2 separate regions of the Homo sapiens genome follow, and region 1 is linked to region 2. Evidence: chromatin contacts called from ENCODE Hi-C or POLR2A ChIA-PET data. All regions are on one chromosome and are shown on one strand. The core of a region is the stretch at or near the end of the contact, and the rest is flanking DNA. Distances in the headings are between cores, read along the strand shown. Region 1 overlaps LYRM4 (LYR motif containing 4). Region 2 holds the start of SSR1 (signal sequence receptor subunit 1).

The links. Hi-C counts contacts between places; a loop is a spot of excess contacts on that map. ChIA-PET counts read pairs that join two places held with the same protein, here RNA polymerase II (POLR2A). Pooled maps may share reads with other maps.
Region 1: a map of sciatic nerve shows a loop between it and region 2 (19-fold over the local background). The contact joins the enhancer-like site here to the promoter of SSR1 in region 2. A Hi-C loop is called at or near these places in 1 of 168 maps with a recorded cell type or tissue (sciatic nerve), 1 of 37 single-sample maps with no recorded cell type and 6 of 50 pooled maps. POLR2A ChIA-PET finds 5 or more read pairs at or near these places in 3 of 52 experiments (CD4-positive, alpha-beta T cell, HEK293 and naive thymus-derived CD4-positive, alpha-beta T cell).

The regions. Positions count from the first base shown.
Region 1 is chr6:5,173,090-5,177,752 of GRCh38, forward strand. All of the region lies in intron 2 of LYRM4 (LYR motif containing 4), which reads right to left. All of the region lies in intron 3 of LYRM4-AS1 (LYRM4 antisense RNA 1), which reads left to right. Among named protein-coding and RNA genes, the nearest start is that of MIR3691, 27 kb to the left of the region's middle. Within about 2 kb of position 1,867, at least 9 of the 41 ENCODE cell types and tissues checked have a DNase peak (open chromatin) inside an H3K27ac peak, as active enhancers do; they include CD4-positive, alpha-beta T cell, where a contact is called at or near this core.
Region 2 is chr6:7,310,774-7,315,112 of GRCh38, forward strand. SSR1 (signal sequence receptor subunit 1) reads right to left here and starts at 2,426. Exons shown (of 8, transcript NM_003144.5): 1 at 2,269-2,426. The coding sequence starts at 2,347. RefSeq lists enhancers at 1,590-2,458, 2,459-3,325, 2,662-2,731, 2,742-2,801 and silencers at 1,882-1,931, 2,062-2,171.

The sequences.
Region 1 (4,663 bases), core at 617-3,116, 2.1 Mb before region 2:
AATCTGATCCATTAATAACATCTCTTTAACTGCTAATGACTTCTGCAGACATGTAATAGAATATTTTATGGCTGTTTTCAACCATCTGTCCTTCTTTCTTTCAATATGAATTTGCCAGAGATGTAATGAAATTTCCTGTCCTCTGTGCCATTACATGTTTGTTAATACCAACACACCAATCAGACACATCAACGCTGTTATGCTCACTATACATGGAGCTATGCTCTGAGCACTGCTCAAGGAATGAGAACCTTCTGTCTCCAATATTCTCTTAGGCTACCCTTGAGCTAGCCCAAGTTTCTAACCTCTGTATGAGCACATTCATGTATGTTCTCGAGATTTGTAGGGCTAATGAATCACGAAGTCTGAATCAGTCATACAATAAGAGTTCTAAGAACAAATACCTGCATTAAAGATGCCACACTTTAAAAAGTTAAACATGATGTGTAAAATTACAATCCTTTTCTTTTCTATGAATGATATCCTACATTAACACATTTGAAATTCAACTAAATTATGCTTTTGAACAGTTAATGAGTACCCCAGTGATCAATATTTCATATTTTCAACTTTTTTCATTTACAAATTCTTTGATTGAGTACTATATGCTAATCACCTTTCATAAAACAGTCCATTGCTCTGAGTGTACGGCTCATGTTTAAATATGTATGCAGAAGAGAAATCCATTTGATAAAAAGATATGTCCTGAATTAATGCGGTGGGTTTTAAAATATAGCCGTAACCTGCTTTAAGGCAGGTTAGACATAGAGTTGCTTTCAATAGGAAGCTGTGCTGGAGACAACAGGCAGATTCCTGGCAGTATGGGTTGCTGTGGTATGAAAAGATCTGTGAAGTGACACTGGAAACTATAGACTGGGGGGCTTTGTTTCGAGGCCTGGGGTAAATGCAGGTCCAAGGAGGAAGCTTCCATTTTGTCCTGAGCCCCAGGATTCTGTGAGAACTGCAACCCAGTGTGCAAAGTGCAGAAAGCTGCCTCCTCTTCGCTCTCTCAGTTCTCTTTTGTTGTCAGACCTGATGTTTTCCTTAGTAGATTCTCTGGAAACATTCTCTGTTTTTTTTTAAGTTAGGGCAAAGAAAAAATAAAGAGTCTTTCACAATCAGCTGTTGGTGTTTAGAGCTTACAACGCATTTTGCAGTGAATGCTCTACAGAGTATCAAAAAATTCATTAAAATTTCACCTGCACAGAGAAAACACAACTAATTTTACCCCTACAGGGCATCAGCTGTGTTACTAAGGACAGTGTCACCTTTAAAGTCAATTCCTGTGGTTGAAATGAGGACTATATGCATCTGTCCTGCTTCCGGCTCCAACCAGAAGTGGTAATGAGGAGAGACAGACGGATGCACAATGATAGTCTTCACAAAAGCTCGAGTTTCAAAATGAAAGGGGAGAGTACTCAGCGCGTCGCATCCTGTTTGGTGTCACTAGGACCTTTCTTCTCAGAGGAAGGAGGCTATTTATAAACTTAATGGTTACTTCAAGGAGGGCAGGCAGAAAAATAAATCTTTAGCTTCAGATTTCTTAAATCTTCTCTTGGTCACTGTTTATTTTGTCTAATTTTCTATAACTTTTATTTAGTCTTTACACTTATAATTGGTAACTGGAAGGTCCCCAATACTAAATTAAGGTGTGTATATATAAACATATATTATCCCCCCTCTCTTTTGAACAGATGTTGTCATGCTTAGGACAAGTTTAAATTCTAACAAACGTCGAGAAAGGCTGAGAATATAAAAGATAAGCAAGGCTTAACGTCAAAATTGAAGCTCTCTTTCAGTTTTATACAGCTAATCATTAAAGTTCTGCTCCTCAGCCAATTCAGCTTAGACACATCACACACGTAATTAATGCACAAAATGCTGCCATTCATGTGCAGATGAAGGAAGGATGCGGTCTATTTATTGAGCGCCTAGATTCTCAGTTACAAGAATTCTTTGCAAATATGATTTAAAGTAAGTAGTATTTAAAGAAGCAATGGCATTCCAGACCCCAATGTGGAAATTTCTGGGGATAAACATAAATGTGCAATCTTAAATAATGCCTTGTTTTATGAGTTCTGGGTCTTTCAAAGAGGGGCTCAGAGCCAGTGCATAGACAAGAGCATAAACCCAGATCTCATGGTATGCTTTTAAAACATTATGAAGCAATATTTCAATATCTAATTTCACATTAAAATGGGAAATCTGGAAACACAAGGACTTCATTCCCACCTCCGTTTGGAACAGCTGTCCTTTAAAACGTAGAGGCCTTCTAGTCAGCCACAGCGCCCTCCACTGGCACTTCTACACATGCCAGCCTCATCCTTCACTTTCCTGCTCGACCTGTGGATTCAAGAGGGAATAGGACACAGGTGGAGTTCTAGGCCCTTATCCTTGAACTGGATTGAGGAAGGGATGGGAGAGGAGAATTAAAGAAGAAAATCAGGAAAAACCATTTCCTGAGGTTTCCAGGATAAAGGGCCAGTGGAATACTAAGGAGAGGGGGCCTGTGGTGGTTTTAAAACAGGGTCACACATTTTGTGACACCCCTGCCATTGAGAATCGGGGGTCTATGTTCCCACACTTTGAATCTGAGCCTGTGACTCCTTTGACCAAAAAAATATGGCAGAAATGAAACTACATATTTCCAAGGCTGTTTCACAAAAGGCCACACAGCTCTGCTCTGTCCTCCAGAACACTCTCCTCTGCAGTTCTGCCCACCAAGTAGGAAGTCGCACTGCTCTGAGGCTACCACGATGTGAGGAAGCCCCGGCCACACAGACATTCTGCTCTACAGCTGCTGCTGATCCTGGCCTAGGCACCAGACCTGTCTCCGGGTGATTCCAAACCCCAGCCATTTGAGTACACCCAGTGTTACAGTCTTCCCAGCTATGGCTGATAGCATGTGCACTATCAGCATTCCCGGCCCAGATAATCTGTGAGTTATAACAAAAATGGTGGTTGTATTACGCTATTAATTTTTTTTTTTTTTTGAGACAGAGTCTCGCTCTATTGCCCAGGCTGGAGTGCAGTGGCGTGATCTCAGCTCACTGTAACCTCTGCCTCCCGGGTTCAAACTATACTTCTGCCTCAGCCTCCCAAGTGGCTGGGACTACAAGCATGTGCCACCATGCCTGGCTAATTTTTGTATTTTTAGTAGAGATGGGGTTTCACCATATTAGCCAGGCTGGTCTTGAACTCCTGACCTCATGATCCACCCGCCTCAGCCTCCCAAAGTGCTGGGATTACAGGCATGAGCCACCGTGCCTGGCCTACGCTATTAAATTTTAAGGTGGTAGAAACAGATTGTTGGTATACTAAGGCCTACGGAATACTAAGAAATTATCTGAAATGGCTTCTTTGGTGCTACCAGTGATACTGTCTGTTAGCCTTTGCTGGGTTCTAAGCTTTACCTGAGATAATCAAATTGAGTACTCACCTGTCTGCTGTCCGTTCCTCCCCTCCTCAGGAACCAATGGGAAGGAGGTTTCCTGGGCAGTTTTCATAGACTGCACCCTGATGAGCAGTGTGGTTTAGAAATAAGTCTTGGCTGTTACTGAGGCCTGAAGCACTGAAGGAAGTGTGCTTATGTTATGATCTGACAGAGTTACCTTTGAAAATGAAGTTTCGGTCTTCATCTTGAACACAAGGATAATGACAGCTGATTATCTGTTTCTTTCACAGTGGTTAAAAGTTTTGGTGAATGTGTATCTCAGATTTCTAAAAGTGTGAGTATATAATTTCATCTACAATGGCATGAGGCAGAAGTATAAGTTCTGAAAGCTCCTGTACATTTCCCCAAGCTTCCCATCACATAATTACAAATGAGTAGTGTTGTCCACAGGAAGATACTTGTTTTAATACTCCAAATAACTTATTTCAGTAGCACACATTTTGATTAGGATTGTTGACTGTTTGAAAATATCTCAATAGATCCCCTACTGTGTAAATGTCATACATGTGCACAAAACTTGAGAATGCCAATAGGAAGGGAAAATATGGAAAAGTGCGAATACAGTTGCACCATCGACAGCTGCCAGAGGACTCTCAAGGCCTCCTGTGTCTTCCCCGTGTGTTTAAAAGAACTCTGCTCTTAACAGGTGTGACCACTGCTGAAATCACAGGTGAGCGTAGAAGATTCTCTGCTACTTAATATCTTCTTAAGGCTGTCCTCAAATGCCACAGTCCTCTTACAGACTGAACAAAGAAGTTTTCCTAGTAATGCAGTAACAGTTAGGGATAAGCATGTCCTTGGAGGAGTACTGCACCCAAACATTTTAATCGCTTGGAACTCAGTCATCTGACTGGAAAGCCTACCCAGCTCTCCGGGATGACCCCTTCCTAGGCACTGCCTGCCTCTCTAGGGGGCACCATTCAGTGAGACACAAGCTCTTGGTGTCAACACAATGATCATTCAGGTGACCATTGTTGAATTGACCTCTAGACCCAGTCTCCCACGTTGCCTTGTTAGGACATGCTGTTTCTGTCCTGCCGCTCTGGCTTGAGGAATCTTTCATTTATGTATTTTCTTTAATCCTTTTAGCTACAGCTGTCAAATGTATCCTTACGGCACCAGGTTATTTCCGTGACTAATAAAAAAATCCAACTAGAGTCACAAGATGCTGTGACTTGTTATCTTCTCTGAAGAGTTTGAGGGGCTCGA
Region 2 (4,339 bases), core at 1,176-3,675:
GGTGGCACACACCTGTGGTTCCAGCTACTCCAGAGGCTGAGGCAGGAGAATCGCTTGAACCCAGGAGGCAGAAGTTGCAGTGAGCCAAGATTGTACCACTGCACTCCAGCCTGGGCGACACAGCAAGACACCGTCTCAAAAAAATAAAAATAAAAAAATAAAGCATTCTTAAGTTCTAATGTTCTATGTAGGAAACACTGTTATCAGAGGTGACTACAGCTGAAACTCTTAGAACTGGATAGTTTGTAAGCCAAGGAACAAATATCTGTAATCATATCCATGGTAAAAACTGGCTTGCATGAAAAACATTGTTTAGTAAAAACTGTATTGGTAGCTTCAGGTTTGATAGCAAAGAAAGAATCCAATTATTTTTGCATGTGGCTTCAAACATGTTTTAAGATATTTTTTCTCAAACTTAGTGTTACAAAGTACAGGTATAATGCAAAAAAAAGGTGAATCACAGTTTTATAGACAATAGTACTCTAAGTAAGTCACATTATATCTATTTCAGGCAAGACCATAAAAAGAATTTCAAAGTTCTAGTGTCTTCCAACATCTCTCAGAAAAAATGATGATGTGGCAATTCTGTGGATAAAAAACATGGGAAGGGAAGCGTGTTTTCACCCAGGAGAAACAGTTAAGGACCATGCATTTGCAGTCTTTTCCATGTCTTTAAGTTCTCACTGGCTGCTAAGATTTATTGCAAAATATTAAAGAACACTGAACCATGCATTATGAACTAAAGAGATTTCACTGCCTGCTGAACAAAGCCTAAAATAGTGCATTCATAACTTACAAGTCCTTTTCAAAAACCAGTAAGAAAAATACCATGTCTGATATAGTAATTTAAAGTCGTGGTTAAATTTGAGCACTTTGGAATATAAAGGCCTTTCATAAATATTAAACAATTTTATTATTTTAATGTTAACCAATAACAATTTTGTCCCCATGAAGTCTAACAGTCTTCATTCAACTGGAAAAACCAAACACAAAAACCGTTTCTCACAAAAAATGTTTACAAGATATTAATTCAGTTTAGATAATGAATTCATGCTTCTTGAAAGTTTTTATAACTTGAAAATAGTTATAAATAGTTCTAAAACTAAAACTACATTTGTCAAGTTTTCTTTTAAAAAGCTTAAAGAGTACCAGCAAACGACTCCTAAAGTAAAAAATCTTGTTAAACCTGCAGATTAACTCATTAACAGTTGTTTAATTCTCCCACTTGGTTTTCTAGCCATTAAACAGAAGCCAGTCACTTCACTTTTCATCGCAAAACAACTCGTGAATACCTGTCACTACCGTTAAGACACACAGCTTGCTTAAACTTACAGAATGAAAGGGATGCTTAGTCAGACTAATTATTTCACTTTACAAATTAGAAAGTCGAAGTTCACGACAAAACCTGTGCAGGAAGTCAAGTTGCCATATTTTTATATTCTGCTAAGTTATTTTCACACTTAATTGCTGGGTTAATTGTTGAAAGAATAAATCTATGTATTAAAAACACTCGAAGTAGGCCACATTTTTTCAGCACAATACGATGTTTCCACAAACAAAAAATTGTTCCATGGAAAGACAAGAAGAGGAAGAAGGCAGAAGGGAGACATCCCACAGGGATTCTTCAGTCTGCTTGGCAGCAGGGGCGGATAACGGGGGTGACGATGGGGTAGTTTTTCTGAAATCAAGCCTCCTAGTAACACATACGGGTCAAGCAGGGCGTGAACAAGGCAGATGACCATTGAACAAGACACTCTGATGGCTTAGATGTGTAGAAAACAAGGGTTTTGGCAAATGAATGAAGACGGACTCCCGGCGTGGAAGCTAAAGACACGTCAGCCCTGAGCGCGAGGGGCTGGGGGTGGAGCGGAGCCGGAGGTGGCCAAAAGAAACAGCCCGGCTGCGGCGCGCTCGGAGCGCAGCCGTGTCCAGCGCCTCCTCCTGCAGCCGAGGACCCTCCAGTTCTGGCCGCTCCTGCAGGCGAGGGTCCAGGGCAAGAGGAGCAAGCCCAGCCCTCGGCCGGCCACGAAGCAAGGTCGCCCGGGCACGGCCCCGCGCTCCGCGTGCAAGGGGCAGGCCGCAGCGGGGTCTCCAGCGCCCGCGGGGACCCCTGCTGCTACGAGCCTAGGCTTGGGGAGAGGGCGGAGAGAGGCCAGCGGGGTGGACGCGGACCCCAGGACCCGGAGCGGCCACCGCCTCCAACTTCAAACTTGCCATCACTGGCATCTCCTTCCTGGCCATCCCCTCCGCACACTCCCCCAGCCTCACCTCTGGGGCCGCCTCGGAACAAGACAGTGGCAGGGAACACGAGTAAGAGAAGCAGCAGCAAGCGGGGGAGGAGTCTCATGGCGCTGCCGGTCCAGTGTCCAGTTTCCGTCGGCTAAGGCTCTCGGCGGCTCCGGCGGTAATGGCGTTACTCTTCATCCGGGCTCCGGGCAGCGAGGGGCGGGACACGTACCGCGCACGGGCCTTTGCCACGCCCCTCCCTGGACCAGGGACCGCCGCCGACGTGGCTGCTCAGCGCGGAGAGGTGGGGAGAGCAGGCCACCGGGAAGTCACGTGGCCGGCTGCTGCCTCTTTGTGGCTCCCGCGAGAGTCCGCCTTCCGCCGCAGTTGCGACCCGGCAGCTTGCGGTTAGCCGTTCTTTCCGCCCAGTTCTTTACTTCCAATTAATTAGCATTGTCAGTGGTTACTTTATTTGAATGACGATCCTCTTGATAACGGCGATGTAAGGAACATGAGCTGCCTTTATGTGGCACTTAAAAGCAAAAAATTTTGTTGGAAGAGAGGACATTGTTCAAAGGAAAAACCATGAAAATACACAGTGGAAAATCTTTGTCCCCTGTCTGCCCACACCCTCTCCCATGGTTAAGTAATGACAATTCTTAAATTATTATTTTTGAGACGAAGTCTTGCTCTGTCGCCCAGGCCAGAGTTCAGTGGCACCATCTCTGTTCACCGCAACCTCCGCCTCCCGGGTTCAAGCGATTCTCCCGCCTCAGCCTCCTAAGCAGCTGGGACTACAGGCGCGCACCACTACGCCCGGCTAATTTTTGTATTTTTACTGGAGACGGGGGTTTCACCATGTTGGCCAGACTAATCTCAAACTCCTGACCTCAGGTGATCCACCCGCCTGGGTCTCTCAAAGTGCTGGGATTACAGGTGTGAGCCACTGCGCCTGGCCAGCAATTCTTAAATTCGTATGTGACATTCCAGAATTATAAGTCACCTAAACAGTGTTTTGGTATGTAGTCAGCATTTGTAACTATACAATAGGTGCAGCAATGGCTGTCCAGTTTTCTTTAGTTTCCTTTTCATCTATTTTGGATTTGAGTTGCTGGAGTAATATAGCAGTTCATGAAATTAATCTGAATATTAAGTAATCTTGGTCTGGACCAGAGTGAGATGTCATAAAGATGAGGAAATAAATCATATGCTTACTATTGTCAATCACCTCCTTAGAGCTGTGCTTTTTCATTTAATTTTCTAAACCTCTCTATGAGCTGGATATTATTTACTGAGGAGAAAACAGACCCAGAGAGGTTAGTAATTTACTCAAAGCTTCAAAACGCTAGCAAACGGCAGATGCAAGATTTGAACAAGGCTATCTGGTTCCAGATTCCATACACTACTGACCTAGGACATTTGCTGTTCTACTCCTGCATTGTTTCCGCTTCAGGTCTCCTTGTCCTGGGGGCTGTAAATGCAGCTTGGACCCACTGCCACCACTACCTACAGTCTGCTAAAGTCACAGCCTGATGGTGCTGGGCTGAATCAACCAAATTCCACTCTGCCAGGCCACCAGTGGCACCGCTGCTGTGTTGCTGCTGCTACTAGGGCGCCCAGCATAAGTGGAGGGCCTCCTCTCACTTTGCTGCTGCCTCTGCTCCTGTGCACGCTACCAGTGTTGCCACTCTATGTCAGAGCTGTGTCTGGAATAGGGTTCTTGGTCTCACTGACTTTAAGACTGAAACCGCAGACCCTCGTGCTGAGTGTTACAGTTCTTAAAGTCCAGAGTTTGTTCCTTCATCATGTTCGGATGTGTTCCGAGTTTCTTCCTTCTGGTGGGTTCATGGTCTCACTGGCTCAGGAGTGAAGCTACTAGACCATCGCAGTGAGTGTTACAGCTGTTAAGGTGTCCATTCCTCCTGGTGGGTTCATAGTCTCGGTGGCTTTAGGAGTGAAGCTGCAGACCTTCGCGGTGAGTGTTACAGCTCATAAAGGCAGTGAGCAGCAGCAAGATTTATTGCAAAAAACAAAGCTTCTGAGAGGTGACAGCATGCTGGCAGTACTCAGCCCTCGCTCGCTCTCGGCGCCTCCTCTGCCTGGGCCCCCACTT